Linked DNA regions of Homo sapiens: region 1 is linked to region 2. The links are chromatin loops, found by intact Hi-C in ENCODE. Cell type or tissue: CD4-positive, alpha-beta T cell. All regions are shown on one strand. Links, peaks and the distances in the headings refer to the core of each region. The heading gives the core; the rest is flanking DNA. Region 1 overlaps LOC124903392 (a long non-coding RNA gene). Region 2 overlaps EXOC3L4 (exocyst complex component 3 like 4).

The links. Hi-C counts contacts between places; a loop is a spot of excess contacts. Peaks named below come from ENCODE experiments on the same cell type or tissue, not always from the same donor. Only the 100,000 strongest peaks of a DNase experiment are listed, where the experiment ranks them.
Region 1: a loop joins it to region 2, with 27 times the contacts of the local background. A loop is called at or near these places in 3 of 110 quality-filtered maps.

The regions. Positions count from the first base shown.
Region 1 is chr14:103,541,963-103,551,837 of GRCh38, forward strand. LOC124903392 (a long non-coding RNA gene) reads right to left here. Exons shown (of 2, transcript XR_007064357.1): 2 at 1-9,678. It also overlaps the pseudogene RNU7-160P. Among named protein-coding and RNA genes, the nearest start is that of BAG5, 16 kb to the right of the region's middle. RefSeq lists enhancers at 144-863, 1,586-2,307, 5,253-5,302 and a silencer at 4,963-5,012. In CD4-positive, alpha-beta T cell, for the core only: CTCF peaks have their summits at 4,988 (motif pointing left) and 5,198; a DNase peak (open chromatin) is centred at 4,989.
Region 2 is chr14:103,101,523-103,109,522 of GRCh38, forward strand. EXOC3L4 (exocyst complex component 3 like 4) reads left to right here. Exons shown (of 12, transcript NM_001077594.2): 3 at 596-1,250; 4 at 2,419-2,530; 5 at 2,745-2,867; 6 at 3,216-3,316; 7 at 3,470-3,550; 8 at 5,263-5,377; 9 at 5,902-6,021; 10 at 6,109-6,261; 11 at 6,874-6,995. Among named protein-coding and RNA genes, the nearest start is that of EXOC3L4, 11 kb to the left of the region's middle. RefSeq lists enhancers at 3,036-3,786, 7,306-7,385 and silencers at 3,661-3,820, 7,556-7,615. In CD4-positive, alpha-beta T cell, for the core only: a CTCF peak has its summit at 3,608 (motif pointing right); DNase peaks (open chromatin) are centred at 2,252, 3,599, 4,389 and 7,549; H3K27me3 peaks cover 2,491 bases.

The DNA.
Region 1 (9,875 bases), core at 845-8,844, 440 kb after region 2:
GTCGGACCCCAGCTGCTGTCTGCAGTGGCACCCAGGGTCCCGGCTAAAGCACACATTCCGTGTGGGCCAAGAGTGTACACAGTTCCTTTCCGTCCTGGGTGAGCCAGGCGTACAGTAGGCGCTCCGTGAACACACAGTGGAACCCGCCGGGCAGTGCCGCCACCCTCCGGTGGTCTCAGCCCCCGCTGCTCTGTTTGCATGGCTTTTGCCACTCTGGTCTCTGCCACCCGTTCCTCGCTGGCCTCACTGGGCCCTTTGCCCCACACCAGGAGGTATCCAGTGCCCTCCATGGGGAGGGACGCCTCCTTTGTGCTCTGCCTGGGGAAGGCAGGGAGGCTGGGGCAGGGGCGGGTCCCAGCCCTACCACCCTGGGCGGGGCTTTGGCCAAAGGCCTTGCCCTCTCTGAGCCTCAGTCCCCTGCCCGTCCCAGGGGTACCCTCAGGAGCTCCCGAACTGGGCTCGTGGGAGTCTCCTTGAGGCTGGCATTGGAAGTGCCCAGGAGTGCCCCAGGCCTGCCAGCCCCTCATTCCACCGCGTGCACGGCAGGGAGGCATGGTTTTAGCAGCTGGTCCACACGTCTGGATGGTTGCCCCAGAGCCCCCATCACCAGGGTCACACTGCCCAGGCAGCTCCTAACACCTCAGGTTCCTCACCCCTTCCTGCAGCTGCCGTCCCCACCCCCAGAAGCCTGCCTGCCTCTCCTGGGGACCCGGGCGGACAGCTGGACACAGCCCCTCCCCCTCTGGAGGGGCTGCCCCTCAACAGGTGTTGCCACTTGATCAGGAGCAAAGTCAGGGTTGGGGTTGCTCCTGCTGCTCCCCCGCTCTGTGCCCCGCCTGGGATGGAAGCCCAGGCTCCTCCAAGGCTGAGCTGGGGCCCCTCAGCGTCTCTCCTGGGGACAAAGAGGCAGCTGCCAGCAGGGCGGGGCAGGGAGGGCGGCCTTTGTGTGCGCCAGGCCCCTCCTGGTGACCTCACCACCGGCCGGAGAAGGGCCCTTTCTTCCCAAAGGCAGCCGTTGGGAATCCGCCTGGGGACAAAGCCGCTGCCAGGCAGGGGACCAGCGAGTGGCTGGCTCCCCTCGTAGCATAAATTAGGGGGGGCCGAGGTGGGGGAGGGGACGGCAACTACTCTGACCCTGGGAGAGGGTCACTTGGTGCAAACAGATAACCAAGCCCCCAACTTACACATGGGGTGCATGGGGCCGCCCCTTCAAGCTTCATTCGTTCATTCAGCCCATTCCTTCATTCTGCAGATGGCTGCTGGGCGCTGGCCCAGGCAGGCCCTGTGAGGGCCCTGGGGACACAGAGGGGATGCATCTGATGGGTGAGGGAGCAGTGGGTGAGGGGCGGGGGTGCCCAGTCTGGAGGGGGAACTAGGACAGACGAGTCAGAGCTGCCCAGAAGCCCCAGGGCCTGGGTTGGGGCAGGCGGGAAGATCCCTGCTGAGCATGGTCACCTAGCAGGTCACCCAGCAGGGCAGCGGCCACAGCCGCCAAGCCCAAGTGCACGCAGCAGGCCACCCCAGGCCTCCAGGAGAGCTCAGGAAAATATCTGATTTTCAATGCGTGGTGTTGAGTGACACCCACCCCCCATGTGTGGCCAAGGGCTTCCCGTCCCCAGGGTCCAGGTGACCCACAAAGCGTCCTCACAGCCTTGTTGGCCCTCGGCCTGGCTTCCTGGCCCCCCGCAGGACACTGTTCCCCCCCCACCACCTCCCTGTACCCTGTCTTGAGGCCTAGGGCCTAGTGGCCCAGGGTGGCCAATGCAGAGAGCAGTGTGGCCAGCACAGAGAGACAGGTGGCCTGAGAGTCCCACAGATGTCCACTGCTACTCAGGCCCAGCTCCCAAGGCCTGTTCCTCTGCCTCCCAGGCACTGGGCACGTGCTCCATCCCCAAGGCGCTGAGCACATCAGGCCAGACCACGTGGGCTTCCTGCAGGAGGAGGCAGCAGGCCCAGGTCAGGCTGGGTCCGGGAGGCAGGCACGGGGTGTGCTGGTCAGCAGGGCTCACTGCCAGGCCCAGAGGTGTCCTGGCCATGCGGATGACAGAAGGCCAAGTGCGTAGGGCAGAGGGTGTGAAGGGCCTCGTCCTGTGAGCAGGGCATGCGAGCAGCTCCTGGCCTGACCTCCAGCCCCGACACCTGAGGCCTGAGCTTGCCTTGCAGTCATCAGCAGAGCCAAGACTCCCAGATTTCCGGGGCTGGGAAACCGTCAATGCCTTACAGAGCCACTAGGTCCACAGCTGCCCAGGGCGGGGGGCACCTGCTGGGTGCTGGACCTCCCTGCACCCCGTCTTTACCTCCGTGTGTGGATGGGCAGGAGTGTCTGCAGGCCTGGCCCAGGCCAGGAGGAGGCCTGAGGCTTCTGGGGCACCGAGCGACCACAGGCCGGGGTGCGTGGCTCCCCCAGGAGCTCCAGAGGCCCTATGCCCCCTCCCCCAGGAGCCCCAGAGGCCCTATGCCCCCTCCCCTGCAGCGAAGCGAGATGGGCGGGGGCGGGTGTAAGTAGGACAGCGCTTTGTGCGCGTTGCTATGGCGCCGCCGCCGCCCGTGCAGGCTTCCTCTGGGCGCGTTCCCAGGACGCAGAGCCTGCCAGTTGGCCCTCCCAGCCCCTGGCAGGGCCCCATCCCAGTCGGGGGGCCTCAGAGCTTTCTCCACCCACAGGCTGCTGGGGGGCAGACTAATTGTCCCACTTCGTTACACCCTCAAACCCGCAGCACACATGTGCTCACAGCCACGCAGCACACACGTGCTCACAGCCACGCAGCACACACACACACACAGGAATGTGCACATGCTCACACATACATGTACACATGCCACACACATGCATACACCCCACAGCCACAGGCAGGCGCTCAGTCCTTAGCGTGCCCTGGGGCTGCAGCCTCCAGGTTCACACCCAGGCCCCAGGGGCCCCAGGCCAGTGCGCGGCCTCCGAGCAGAGCACACGTGGTGGTGGGCATGAACGTGCAAGGCCAGGGGCTGCCCCATCTCAGCCACCTGCTGAGACTGAGAGGTCATTGCTGACCTTGAGGAGGAGGCTGGGGGCCTAGAATTCAGAGGACAAGCCAACCTGAACCCTACTCCCCACCGCTGGGCCTGTGGGACAGACTCAAGGCCCTGTGCTGGGAGGACTGGGACTTCTGATGCCGGCGAGCTGAGGCTGGGCCCTTCCTGCTGGGCCAGCGCCTCGCCGGCCACTGGATACCAAGCGCCCCATTGGATGCTCACAGCCCCACAGTGGGGTGAGCACCACCAGCCCTACACGCAGGACAAAGTGGCCTAGAGATGGCACGGAGGGGGCCGGGCAGCGACGCTTTGCCGGGGTGTGGCAGGAGGGTATCTGTCTCTTGAGGCACAAGAGGCCTTGGGTGGCCCAGCCTGGCTCCTGTTGTCAGCTGATGTCACAGGGTGGAGAACCTGGGTGTCCGGGGAGACAGATGGCCCCGGGTTCCCTGGCTGCCCTGAAACCTGCTGATGACGACCCCACCAAGGGGCGGGACGGCTTCCTTGCACTTGGCGTCCTGGAGAGGTGACGGGCTATAGGCTGCAGGGTGGGAATGCAGGGAACACCCAGGCCCTCTCTGAAGACCACAGCTGGGCCCTCTGACCCATGCCTCAGCCTCCAGCCCAATGGCACAGAGCTGGCCGAGGTCCTTGCCCCACGCGTGCCGCCACCGGCTCCTGAGGGGCCGGTGGACAGGGACCCGGCGGTCCCTTTACCAACAGGAGGCCCATGGCTCTTGGCACTGCCGCAGAGGCTGTGGCTTCCTCAGGAGCACATCTGTCCTTTGGGGTAAACGCTGCTGCCTCTTAGAATCTGAGGCCCCTGGGACAGGCTGGAGCTGAGGCTGACAGGCAGGGCCCTCGTCACAAAGCCGCTGAGTCCCCCCGAAGCCCTCCTGAGCGCGGCGCTGTATGAGAGGTACCCAGAGGTGCTCTCAGAAGGCAGGGCTGGGTTTGGGGCAGGGCAGGAGTGGGTACCGAGAGGCCCCAAACAGCTTCCTGAGGGAGAGGGGGCTTCACAGAGGCAGCTGCCTCAGTGACCCTGTGGCAGGTGTGTCTGCTGGCACCGAGGTCTTTTAGGGCAATGAAGGAGAAAGGGCAAGACAGGGAGAACTCGGGGGCATAAAGGCCAGGGCGCGGGGGCCTGGCTTGTTCCTGCAGCTGCAGCGACATGCGCCAAGGCTCGCTGTGGGCAGAGGTCTCCGCCACCAAGAAGCGAGGCTGGAGGGCAGGCACTGATTCTCCATCACCACACCCAGAGCCCCCACTGGGACCAGCGAAGCACAAGGCAGCCAGTGCCACAGCCCCACACCCCGCCCGCCAGCTGCCCTGTGTGGTGTGGAGGCGGCTCCGGGGGCGGCTGTTCACAGCAGTGACCCCCGCCTGCTGCACGGCCACTTGAGCTGTCCTGGCTGCTGCCAACGCCACTGTGAAGTATGGTGACCCCATTGGCCAGGGATGGGGTCAGCACCCACGGACGTGGTCGGGGAGGTCACCAAAGCCTTCTTGCCGGAAGTGGCATTTGGCTTGGGGTGTGGAAGAGGAGCACAAATTACCCAGGAGGGCCGGGCCAGGGTCCAAGGAAGGGCCACCTGTGCAGAGACGCAGGGCTGATGGCACAGGCCTTGCCCACAGGCCCTGCCACGGGGAAGGACAAGCCCCTGCCAGCCGGCTGTGAGCCACCACCATCCTGATGACAGACCCACACCGGCAGGCAGGGCAGGCTGCCTGTGGCAGAGTTAGGGGGGTTGGGGGGCGTAGGTTAGAGACTGCCAGATCTGCTGGGGATCCGTACCAACCCATGATGGTAGCAGGTGGTCACTGGATGCCCCGCGCAAGCGCCATCCACCCCCAGAACAGAAGCGCAGCTCAGGCGATGCCATGGCCACCTGTCCACCATTGGCCAGGGCAGGTGCACCTGGCGTGGCCCAGGCAGGACCACTTCTGGTGTTCTGGGCTCGGCAAAACCTGGCCTTGGGCGCCACCTGGTGACCAGACATGGGAGAACCAAGCAGGCAAGTGGGGGCCTGGAGGGGCAGGTGCGTGGCGTTTGGGGGACCTCCAAGGTCAGGGAGCCACGTGCTGTGCAGGTGAGCCACCCTGCAGGCCAGGGGCTGTGTGGAGGGCGGCAGGTAGCAGGGTCTGTCTGGAGTCCTCCCTCCACCCAGCCTGGCCAGTGCGGATGCTGAGCTGTGTGGGGCCCATGTGCACTGGGACTGGTTGAGGGAACAGGCCAGCCATGGTCCCCACTGCAGCAGGGACAGGCCTCGCACGTTCAGCTAGAGGCACCCCCTGGGGCGGGCTATCGGGTCTGCCCTGGCACAGACCTACTGCCGGTGTGGGGTCCATGGCAGTCACTGGGCCAGACTTGGTGGGCTGCTGTGGGGCAGGCCTTGGGGGGCTCCCCAAAGAGAACCCAACCCAGGGGAAGCCTGGGACTGGTGCTGTGCTCTCTGTGGGAGCCACTGATCTCCAGGATGCAGTCCTGCCCCTGTAGGGGCCCGCTGCCCCAAGGCTCTGTGGGATCTGGCCCTGCAGACTCTCACCTGCCTGCCAGGCTCCAACCTGGGGGTCCTTGCTCCAGCCGTCCAGCCTGCACACTCTTCCCCAGGCCCCCATGGCCTGCTCCACAGGACCACCTGCATAGCCACATTGGTGCTGGGATGCCTGCTTTTCCTTTCAGGGGCTGGGTCAGGATTAAGGGCTGGAAGATGCCCTTTCCGGGGAGATGAAACCAGGATGCAAGAGGAAGGGGCACACACGCCCAGGAGCCCCAGGCTGCCAAGAGCACCCTGGGCCTGCTGTGGCCATCTGCAGGCAATGCCCAGACCAGACCACAGCTCAAGAAGGCAGCTGGGCGCCTCGCTGCCCCACGCCTGCACCCTGACATCCCCAGCACGTTTTTTAATTTTTTTTTTCCATTTTTTATTTTTTGCGTGTGATAGTCTTGCTCTGTCGCCCGGGCTGGAGTGCAGTGGCACGATCTCGGCTCACTGCAACCTCTGCCTCCTGAGTTCAAGCAATTCTCATGCTTCAGCCTCCCGAGCAGCTGGGACTACAGGCGCCCGCCACCACGCCCAGCTAATTTTTGTACCCCAGCACCTTTAATAAGCAGCTATCGGCGAGGCCCAGTGGGTTCTGCTGCCCATGCTTCTGTGACCCCGCCCCCATGGCTCACCCCTCCTCCTGCCAGCCAGGCCAGAACCCTGGGTGCCCGCATCCCCTGGTGCCGTCCTCACTGCCCCCAAATCCTTTCCCACCCCCCTCCCCCAACCCCACTGCTGCCCCCAGGGGCACTCAGCAAAGCCTCCAAACCTCCCTTGGCTTGTGGGGCCCAGGAAGCCCTGGCAGTCCTGGCGCTGTCCCCTACCCGCTGCCTGAAGTTCTTCCAGGGCCTCCAGTGTGCCCGGCCCTGGCTCTGGGCTCTGCTTTTGAAAAGTCTTCATTTTCCTTTACATCCCCACGTGCAGAGAAATGCCGGCTGCGCCCGAGGAGCAGAGTTGGAGGGGCCCCCGGGAGAATCTGAACATCCCAGTTTCCTGATCTCTTTCTGGGTCTCACTTTCATCTCTGGCCATCAGCAAGGGCATGCCCCTCCACCCGAAGGCCCTGCCTCTGTGCCAGGCTCCAGGTAAAGGGTACACCCAGCGGGGCCCTGACTCCCCCAACATGGGTGATCCTGGTGGCACACGCACAGAGCTCATGTACACCCAGCCACGCCTGAGGGTGCCGGTTCCTGCTGACCCCCCGTGCCCCACAAGACAGGTGCCCACAGAGCTTTGCAGCATGTTCCCCGACTCAGGAGGCAAAACCGTCCCCCTGGGCTCTGCTCCTGCTGCCCCCGGGGCCCACGCCACCTGCAGAGTGCACCCACAGGTGTCAGCGTGTTGAGCCAGGTGCTGCTCTAGGTACTGGGGATACAAGCAGGAACGGAACAAGTTTGGCGTCTTCAGGGTCTCAGGTGGCGGGGCCCCTGGCATCGTGCTAAGCCCTCTGAGGACGATGAGGCAGGGTGGGGCAGAGCGCAGGCACTGTGGTTGGAGACTGACTGCAGCTGACATCTGGCACGTGGTGCCCGCTGGGGTCCACGTGGCCCACTGGGCTCTCTGGCTTCTCTGAAGCCAGGCGTGGCTGCTGGTGGTCAGAGGATGGCTTGGTCATGCCAGAGCTGGGACACAGCACAGAAGCCAGTCCTTCCTGTGGGAATGGCCATCAGGTGGCCTGGCCATGAGGCTGTTTCTGCCCGTGACCCAGCACCAGACAGCGGCCGTTCCACTCTCACCCTCTCTGGGTGACTGGTACACCCAGAGACAGCAGAAGGGAGAGGGACCTCAAGGAACCCGGCTGGCCCTCCGCATCCATTTCTGTCCCTGTGAGCAGAGCCCTGGTGCCTCTCTAGGCCCAGCCTGCCCAACCTGGGAAGGGCTGGCCTGGGACCCAGAGGCGGGAAGATGGCTCTGTCCTGGCTCCCAGCCACACTGAGCCTCGGGCACCATGCCCTTCTGTCAGCCTGCAGATGCTTGCTGGGCACCCTCCCTGCCCCAGGCCTGGCAGGAAAATGAGGTGACAGAGGCGGCCCTGGGGAGCTCCTTCTGCTCACCTGGCCACCCCTCACCTAGGCCAGAGCCAGATCCCGGCCCCGCCTGACCTTGCCCCGCAGCGGCCTCTGCAGGCGCAGGGCCTCCGAGCTGCCAGGACACGGCTTCTGGTCTTCTTCCTCCCTCCTGGTCCACGCAGCAGTCCTGGGTGCCCCACCCCACACGGCTATGGCCCTCTGTGGGTCTGCCCTTCCCAGCCCTCACCAGTCTGTGAAAGCACTGGGGATGCGGCGAGTTCACGTGCCCGTGGGGAAGGGGCCAGGAAAGACACCAAAGTGGTAAACCGCAGGAACATGAAGCTGTGAGGGCTGGTGACGCCGGGCGGGAAGCCAGGTGGGGAGGCAGGCTGGTGCGTGGCCTGACCCCACCTCGCAGCCGGGAAACTGAGGCACACAGAGATGTCTTGCACATGTCAGGGCCCCAGGTAGGTGGTGGCAGGAGTCTGGGACCTTGGGTGGGCCTCACCAGTCACACAGCCTTGGCTGACCTGTCTGTCCTCCCATCCAGCCAGAGGGACACAAAGACCTCTTTGTCTCTCCACCCTTCCGCCCAGAGCCTCCCCAGCCAGTGCAGCTCTGAGCGTGTCCCCCAGGGAGGGAGACAGCCCCTGGTGGGGACTGGCAGTCCTGGCAGCTGCCCTGAGGCACAGGCCCTGGGGGACTCGGTGCTTTGAGGGCAGGGGCAGGTGATGGAGATCGGCTGGGGAAAGGGAGGCCGAGAAGGCGGCAGTGTGGAGCGTGTGAATTTGTTCATGAACTTAGCTACAAAAATGTCTTTTCCAGTGTCACAGCTCTTCTAGAATTTGACTAGCAGGTTTTCCGATTTTTACTGGAAAGCCCTTTAAATAAAGAAAGAAAAAGAAAAAAAAACGTCTTCCTCAATCAAATCCGAGGTGGTTCCTTCCCCCACCAGGCTGGCTGGGTGGGGAGAGAAGGCTTGAAGCCCAGGCTCCTAGGGAGAGGCTCTGCTCCCCACCCCAGGGCTGGGCTGGGACACCGGCCCTTCCTGGCAGGGGTGTCCTACTCCACAGAGGAGCCTTGGGAGGTGGCCACCACTGGGCCACTGCCCCTCACCAGGCCCAGAGGCCCAGTTCTCAGCCTGAAAAGAAAACCTGCCCTGGGCCCCTCATGACCAGGGTGAGGCTTGTTGGGCACAGAGGGCCTGTCGGGAGCACTGGAACCCAGCGGCCTGGGAGGGGCCCAGGTCTGACGCCTCATCCTGCACCAGGCTCGCTGCAGGCCTTCAGCTCCAGAACTGTGTTCTCAAAATCCTGTTGATGCTGCCACAAGTGGGCTCTCTCCTCCCCCATTCCGGGAAGGTTCTGGGTGAGTGGCTAGCCATCCCTCCCACTGGGAGCTCCAGTATCTGAACTGCCAGCCACCTGCAGCCGCCACCTCACCCCAGGCGGTGCTGCACCCTGGGCTGGTGGGACCAGCCTGGAGGGCCCTCCTGGGGCTCTGGGGCTCATGGACAGCCTCCCACAGAGTGTCTCGGCTGGTCTCATTTCTGTCTGGGAGGGAGTTGGGTGAGCACCAGGGAGAGGCTGAGTGGATGCCCGCCCACCTGGAACAGTGCTAGGTGGGGATGGGGGGGGGGCATCACGGGGCACACACAAGCTGTCGGAAGGGCCGATGTCCACAAGGGACGAGAGTCAGGGGCGCGGCTGTGGGGGTGGAGGCGGCCTGGAAGAGCAGGCATGGCACAGCGGCCGCTGGCTCATGTGGACTGGCGAGGCACTGTCCTGCTGGGGCCGTCCCAAAGGGAAGCATGGCCCGTCACTCCCCAGGCTAAAAACCATCCACGGCTGCCCCTCCTCATGGCTGAAGTGCAGCTCCTAGGCCCTACCCCGACGCTCTCAGGTCCCCTTCTCTCCCTCACCCTGTGGAGAGCGGACCTGCCTCCTGTCCCTCGGAGGACTCTCAGGCCCCAGCCCTGCCGCAGCAGCTCGTGGTCCAGCTTGGCTGGCCCTGCCTGGCCCTCCCGGCTCCAGCAGCAGTGGTGGCTGCCAGCACTCTCACTCTGATGAAGCTCCCAGCCCGCCGACTGGAACAGTGTGTTCACCACTACGGTCTTGCCTGGGAAGAGACGAACTCCTGCACTTCCTGTCACGTTCCACTTCTTGTCCGTGACCAGCTAACCTCCCACCTCCGCCAGGAAGCCTCCCTGGGCTTCTCAACCACCCCATCACATCCGGCCAATGCTTCTTGCGATGGATCCCTCAGAAAGCCACGTGACCTCTGCAGGGGCCCTTGCCCCAGGTCCACGCCTTTGC
Region 2 (8,000 bases), core at 1-8,000:
GCCTTTCACAGCCTGGCTCCTGGTCAAACTAGGGCCATGCACACAGCTGATCACAGGGTTGCAGAGGGTGCAAGGCTCGCAGAGGTACCAGGAGGGGAGGTCAGGGGGATTGCCCAGAGGAGGATACACTGGGGTGGGAAGAGGGGGACATGGAGGTGGAGAGCTCTTGTCGGGTGGAGGCTGGCGGAGAGTGGGGAGCAGCAGGAATGTAAAGCTGGACACGGGCAGGACACGCCCTGCCTGAGCTCCGACCCTATTAGACCTGCAATCAGGGCTGAGCATGAGGCTATCAGGTCCGGCTCAGCCGGGAGTGGAAGGTGGGTGTGGGATCCAGGCGGAAGGTAGGGGTTGACCCAAATTGCTCTGTTCAGCCAGGCTTGGGGCCCCAGGTTCTGCCTCTTCAAAGGTGACTCTAAGGGAGGGCTCCTGGCAGCTGGGGCCTGTTGTTCCTGGAGCAGGCCTTCAGCTGTGCTGGGGCATCTGGCAGAGGACAGACAATCCAGCCCCGATGGATTGAGCCGTGGCCTGCAGGTCTTCGTCCAGGTTCGGGTCTTGGGGCGGTCCCTCTCACCGCCCTTCTCGCCCGCCTGTGCAGAAGGCAAATCCGTGGCCGACCTCATTACTGAACGGCAACTGCTGGCGGCCTTCGAACAGCTTCTGCGCCTGGAGACGCTGCTGGTGGCCGAGAAGGCCTCGCGCACCTTTGAGCAGGACCCTACGGCCTTCGCGCGGCGCGCTATGGACGTGTGCCTGCTTTACGACGGGCTGGCAGCCGAGATCGGCGCCATCGTGCGCGAGACGCTGGACAGCGACGGTGTGGACGCGGCCGCGCTGGCCGAGCTGGCCCGCGTGGTGAGCGCGGAGGAGGAAGCCCACCCTTCTCCCCCCGACGACGGCGACTTCCTGCGCACGCCGCGCCGCTGGCGCCAGCACTGGGAGGAGGCGGTGCGGCGAAGCGCTCAGGAGCGCGTGCGGCGGCCGGGCGCGGGGTGGGCCTTCGGGGAGGCGGAGGGCGCGTCGGGTTTGGCCCAGCTTCTGGCCGAGCTGGGTGGCTTGGTTCGCCGCGACCTGCAGAAGGTGCGGCAGGAGGTGCAGCCCGCGTATGCGGCGGCCGGCTTCCCAGCGTGGGAGGTCTATCTGCGTGCCTTCCACAGCGCCGTGGCCCAGCGCCTCCAGGAGCTCGCGCGCGACGCCCGCGGCTGCGAGCAGCTCTATATCCTGCTGGACTGGGCCGCCAACGTCTACGGCAGGTGAGTCTCGGCCAGGGCGCCCAGTGGCGAGGACAGCTGCCGCTTCCTCCGCAGGCCTTGGGGAGCCGGCTTTGAGGAGCACCGGACCTTTCTTCTCTGTTCCCTCCCTGGGAGAGGGCTGAGAGCCGAGGGCTTCGACATGCTTTCCTCGGCGGGTTAGGCCGTGGGGCGCTCCCGCCCCAGGTTTTCTAGGGGTCACCCATACACAGTTCCAGAATTTGAAAAGTTTCCGCGGGGAGGTTCCCATGGGAGCAGGGCCTGTGCTGGTTCCACCAGGTGCCTTTGGGCGCATCAGAAAAGGGCACATCTTGGCCAGGCGCCATGGCTCACGCCTGTAATCCCAGCATTTTGGGAGGCTGAGGCGGCCGATCACCTGAGGTCAGGAGTTCGAAATCAGCCTGGCCAACACGGTGAAACCCCGTCTCTACAAAAATTAGCCGGGCATGGTGGCACGCACCTGTAATCTCAGCTATTCCGGAGGCTGAGGTAGGAGAATCGCTTGAACCCGGGAGGCGGAGGTTGCAGTGAGCCGAGGTCGCGCTATTGCACTCCAGCATGGGCGACAGAGCAAGACTCTGTCTCAAAAAAAAAAAAAAAAAGAAAGAAAGAAAGAAAAGAAAAAAGAAAAGGGCACCCCGTTAGGCCAGACGGGCATCTGGGTTCAGGGTACAGCCTGCGGGGAGCGGCCACCTCCCGCTCTCTGCCTGGGATGAGGATGGATTGCCTTCCCCGCGGAGCGGTTCCCAGCCCCACCGGCAGGAGCGCCCACGGAGGTGGGGGAGGTTGCCTGAAGTCCCGCACTCCTTAAATTGCTCCTTAAATTGTGTGGGGTCAGACCCGTGTCCGCCCTGCTGTGGGCCTCCGTGCTGCGGGTTGGAGGGTGGCCGATTCCTGAGCTGTGTTTGAGGAGAGGGCGGAGTGCCATCTGGGTAGCCGTCCTTCAGCGTTCTGCAGGAAGGCAGGAACCCAGCTGTCAGAGGCTTCCCGGGAGGGGGTGTGGCATGGCAGCCTAGAGGCGCGCGCGCGTGTGTGTGTGTGTGTGTGTGTGTGTGTGTGTACAGATGCCCAGGTTCGGGATTGGCGTTAGACTTTGAGCCTGGCCAGAAGAGGGGCAGCGGCTGCCGCATCAGAGCCGCTCCCGCCCCCAGCCCCCTGCCCTGTCTTCCAGTCCTGACTTCCTGGGCGCCCCGGGGCTGGCGCTGCCCGCCGAGCCGCTGCCTCCGCTCCTGGCGCCGGACGTGTGGGCCCGACTGGAGAGCGACTACACCAGCTTCCTGGAGGTCAGGCCGGGCGGGTCAGGCTGGGCGGGCCAGGCTGGAGGGGGCGGGCCCTGGGGGGATGTGCGGCGCCCAGGCTATCGGCGGCCAGAGCTGGCTCTGGTTCACCCTGTGGCCCCCGGCGCGGGCTTGTGACCCGACAGGGCGGCCCTCATCCCGGACGGCGCGGGACGGGGTCTGGGAGGGTCTCACCACGGCCCATCCCTTCTCCCCCCAGGCCAAGATCGCAAGCTGCTTCGACAGCATCTTGCAGCTGGAGCAGAGTCACTGGGCGGCCGCCGAGGTCCCCGAGGTGCTGCAGGGCCTCTACCAGGCGCCGCTGTCCATGGACGTCCATATGGTGCGGCCCGGGAGCAGGGGCTGAGAAGGGGCGTCTGTTCAAGCCTCACGCACACGGTGGCGATTTCCAGAACGAATTCCTATCCAGTCCCAACCAACCCTTCCGTTAGATGGGAGCCTGAGGCCCCACGCGGGGGGAAATCGGGGACCCCCGGCGCGCCGACGGGCAGGGAGGCTGCTGGATGGGAGTTTGCGGGAGTTGACTCTCCAGTTGGGCGGCTGAAAGCTGGAGGGGCCAAGACTGACAGGCACAGCGGGGCGGGCTGGAGGCGCAGCGGGGGCTACCAGGGGACCCGCGGCCTCAGGTCGGGGGCTGGGAGGCACGCTCAGTGCGGGGCTTCGCTCGCAGCTCGTGGCCGAGCACGTGAAGGCGGCCGGCGCCATCTCCGCGGAGCTGGAGGCCACCACCCTGCGAATCTGCACGCGGGCGCTCGGCCTCTTCGTGCCCAGGTGCGGACGCATCCTCAGTAGGGGAGCGACCTGGCCGGGTGCGCTCTGCAGGTGGGAGGGAGGAGTCTGCGTAGGGACCTGATTGGGAGGGTGGACCCAGGGTCATCGCGCAGCTAGGGAGGGTCCCCAAAGGCTCTGTGTATCCCGCCCCAGGTTTGAAAAGGCTTTTCTGGCGTCGGAGGCGGTGAGCGAGCCGCACCTGGGCGCCTACATCAACGCCTGCGAGGAGCTCAGGTAGGGCTCGCCCGCTCCTGTGCGGGCGCAGCGTGGCCAGCAGGGGGCGCGCGAGCGCCGGGAACCTGGATGGAGGGGAGTGCGCGCGCGTGGAGGGGGCAGAGGTGAGGAGTGTGTGTGTGTGTTTGTGTCTGTGTGTTGGTGGATCTGAGGGGTGTGTGTGCGTGTGTGTGTAGCAGAGTTGGGGGGTGTGTGTGCGTGTGTGATGGAGCTGAGGGTGTGTGCCTGTGTGTGCATGCGTGGAGAGCTGAGGCTGTGTGTGTGCGTGTTTGGCAGAGCTGAGGGCTGTGTGTGTGTGTGTGTGTGTGTGTTGGAGCTAAGAGGTGTTTATGCATGTGCGTGTAGGGGTGGAGCTGAGTGGTGTGTGTGTGTCAGAGCCTAGATGCGTGTGTCTTGTGTGTGTGTGTCCATCCGAGCAGGGGCCCTGGGGGAGTGTGGATGGCTCTTCAAGGCTGAGCAGAGGCCGAGGGGTTCCAGCTCCCTGCCTGCTGCCCTGGGCTCCATTTTTCCCTCCCTTCATCCCAGGCAGCATTTCTTCCATCTTGGGACACCTCCTTCTCTGGGAAGCCTCCCTCAGCCTGCACCCTGGGCTTTGCTGGGGTGAGGTCTGGGTCTCTGTGTCCCCAGAAGGCAGACGCCCTCCCTGTGGGCTGGCAGTAGCTGTTGGCCTTCCGTGCCCTCAGCTCCAGGCCAGGCCTCAGCAGATGCGGCAGCGCCAGAGGCACAGACTGAGCCTCCCCATCTGGGTTTATCCTTTTTTAAAAGTGTGTAAATTTTAGTGTCCCGAAGTACTTCTCATTTGTCTGACTTCAAAGAACAGCTGTGCCACCTGCTGGCTGTGTGCTCCGGGACAAGCCACCTCCCCTCTGTGGCTCTTTTGCCACCTGTCAAATAGGATCAGAGCACCTGCTCCCTGGGGTGGTGTGGGACCTCTGTGCCTCAGGGGACTCAGTTCCCATTGGCTCTTTGTGAGCACTTCTCAGTGCCAGGCACTTTGTGGGTGCCTTCCCTGCCTGACACGTCTCATCCCAAGCGCAGTATACCCACGCACAGGTGCAGAGCACAGGCCTGGAAAGGAGGTGCCACTTGCCCGTGGCCACGTAGCCAGGAAGTGGTGGAGCTGGGACTTGAACTAGGCCTGCCTAAATCCAAAGCATGACCATCAGGCACTGCTTCTCCAACACTCTCGTCCTTAATCTGTGCCAGGCTTGTCCTTGGTGCTGGGACCCTGGGGTTTCAGCTCCAGGGAGCGTTCTCTGCCCCTTGGTAGGCAGCCTCTGGCCAAACCCTTGATGGAACTCCAGCCTGCTCTACTGTGTCCCTGGCTGCGGGGACTGCGTATAGCCTGGCCCTCAGTTTCCTCAACAGTGAAATAGGGACATGGTCACCTTCAGGGGGCAGTTATAAGGCTCAGGGTAGGGTATGTTCCAGGCATGGCTATGCCGCACTGTTTATCACCAAGAGGGATGGAAGGTCTGTCCCAGAGCTGCCAGAGGGGAACGGGTCAGCCACCCCTGACCCACCCCTTTGTGACTGGCTCCCTGGGCTTCTGTGCTGTCCCCCACTTGACTCTGCTCGCAGACAGCTACAATGGGGAGCCCCACGGGCTGCCCTTCACATTGTAGTCTAAGTGAGTGGAGCTGTGTGCCCGGCTCTATTCCCCAGCCTGGTCTCCCTTGCCCACCTCATCGCTGGTCCTGGCCCCTCCCCAGGACCAGTCTTCTCTCCAGGTTCCCAGGAACCCAAGAGGAGCTGGAGAAGCCCCTGGTGACGGCCACCTGCAGCTTCCAGAAGCACTTGCTTCAGGGCTTGCAGCGTGAGTTGCAGGTGACTGTGATAGGCCCTCTCTCCCTACTTCCCATGCCCAGCAGGCACCCCCTATTTCCTAGAGCCTGGGGGCCCAGGTCACAGCATTCATTTATTCCAGGGTGAGCTCATGGGTGTGTGTGTAGGGTAGTGGGCAGGGGACCCAGGTGAGGTCCCAGCTGAGCAGGGGCGGCTGGGAGACGCCTGCCTTCTCACTTCAGTCTCCAGCTCTTAGTGGTCACCCCCGAAGCCTGGGATGGTGGGTCCACGGATCCAGGCCCAGGGTCCTCACCCAGTCCCTCAAGGCTTCTCCAGGGCATGCCCTGAGCAGATCTGACTGCACAGACTCAAACCCTGCCCCTAGAGCTTGGGGCCTGGGAGAGGCATTCTGGGAAAGGGCTCGTGACATAACCTGTGGCTAGGAGAGGGAATGGCACCCCAAACCCAGGAGGGAAGGGGTCAGGAGTGGCACACTGGGCTTCGAGGGAGGGGTTACGTTGCGGGCGTAGTGCACATTTGCAGACTCCCAGCCCCTCTGTCCCCAGCCGCTCTTCAGGGTTGTGTGCACCAGGGACTGGCTGACGCAGGACTGGCTGCATCCCCTCATGGACAAGGTGGTGACCTTCGCCGGTCATCTCCAGCGTGTGGCCCGGCCGCGGGCACAGGTACCACAAGGGGGAGGGCCCTGGCAGGGCTGTGCCCAGGATTGGGGCTGTTGACCCTGACCCTGACCCTGACCCTGGGCCGCCCAGGAGACTCTGCAGGAGGTGCACCGGTTCGTGGTCCGCGAGTACCTGGCGCGGGCGCTGAGGCCACGGGAGCGGTTCCGGGGCATGGAGCGCATGCATGGCTCCCAGAAGATGAGCCTGGATGCCCAGGCCATCAGCGACACCTTCCAGGGCCTGGTAGGGGCGGCATGACTGCCCTTCGGTGCTCGCCTCTGTGTGGGGAGTGGTGGCAGTGACTAGGGCCTTAGCGCCGGGAGGGCTTTTGGCAGGAGTGGTTCTCCCCACTCTGGATCAGGTGGAACAGGGACTGGGGCGCCTGTGGGGCTGGGGGGTGGAGGGAACCAGGTGGGAGGGCGGCACTTTGCATACATTTGCATACAGTTTGCAGGGGTGCGGGGAAGGGGCGAGGGTCACAGCCCCATCTCACGGTCAGGGCCTTTGGGAGGTGTCCCCCACCTCAGGCCAGAGCCCTCAGAGTGGAGGCACCAGCGCCCCTGCACACCCCTCGTCTGCCCCCTAGCAGTGCTTTCAGGCTGGCCTCGGTTTTCCTGTCCAAGCAGGATGGGATCGGAGGGGAGATGAAGGCTGTGTAGCCAGCCCATGAGCCCTCGGTGCCCAGGCACGCTCCCGTTCTGTTTTGGGGGAGGCAGTCCCGGCACCGAGCCAGAGTGACTACAGGAGGGCTGACGCTGCGGGAGGGCTGACCTCGCACTGACCTCGCGCTCTTGCAGGAGTTGGAGCAGCGGTGGGGAGAGGGCTGTTGGGGCAGGCGGTGGCTCTGTCTCGCAGGGTTCCGAGGCCACATGGTTGGACCAAGCCATCCAGTGCGTGGCTGAGATCCTGGGCGAGACCTACAAAGATGACATCCAGCGGCACCTGGAGACTCTTATCCGGAGCTACCCCGACATCAGGTGTGTACCCCACCTGCTTCCACTAGCTTCCTACCAGAGCTTCAGGGCCAAGGGGGCTGGTATTGGAGCAACCCCAGCCCAGACCTGACTGCCCAGGGGCCTGAAGACCAGAGGCAGGAGGTAGGCCTTGGACCCTCAGACCCTCAAGGCTGGAGGGGGAATGGAGAGAGCCCCTTCTCCTAATCTGCTCTTGGCCATCCTCCATCAGCCCCACCAGGGGTGGGCACGCCTCCAGTCCTGGAATCTGAGGGGGAGGCGGACCCCCCACCCCTGGGGAGAAAGCCCTCTCTGAAAGCCAGGGGATTCTGAGACCTGGTCAGGAGGAAGGAGGTTTTGATCCCGGGTTGTGCTGGGGGGTCGGTGAGTCATCCAAGCCTTTGGAAATCCCAGCTCGAATCTCTCCAAGTCCATTCTTTTGGAGATTCTGGGATGTGGAGCTCACAGAAAGCCCCTGGTTCATCCCCTTCCCCAGGCCACCCTGCCATGGGGTGGGGAAGGATTCCCCATCCCCAGCAGGCCTGTCTTCCAGGCTGTGGCTCAGAGAGAGTGGCCCTTACATCACCCTGGGAGTTCCCCTCCAACTACTCCCCAACCCCGTTGGCCCCGTCACCCGCAGCTGCATCACCCCCTCCCTCCCTCTCCACCACCTGTCCCCCGGTCTCCCTCTCTCCCTCGCCACCCTGTCCCCATGTCTCCCTCCCTCCCTCCCTCTCCACCCTGTCCCCGTGTCTCCCTCCCTCCCTCCCTCTCCACCCTGTCCCCATGTCTCCCTCCCTCCCTCCCTCTCCACCCTGCCCCCATGTCTCCCTCCTCCCTCCCTCTCCACCCTGCCCCCATGTCTCCCTCCTCCCTCCCTCTCCACCCTGCCCCCATGTCTCCCTCCTCCCTCCCTCTCCACCCTGCCCCCATGTCTCCCTCCTCCCTCCCTCTCCACCCTGCCCCCATGTCTCCCTCCTCCCTCCCTCTCCACCCTGCCCCCATGTCTCCCTCCTCCCTCCCTCTCCA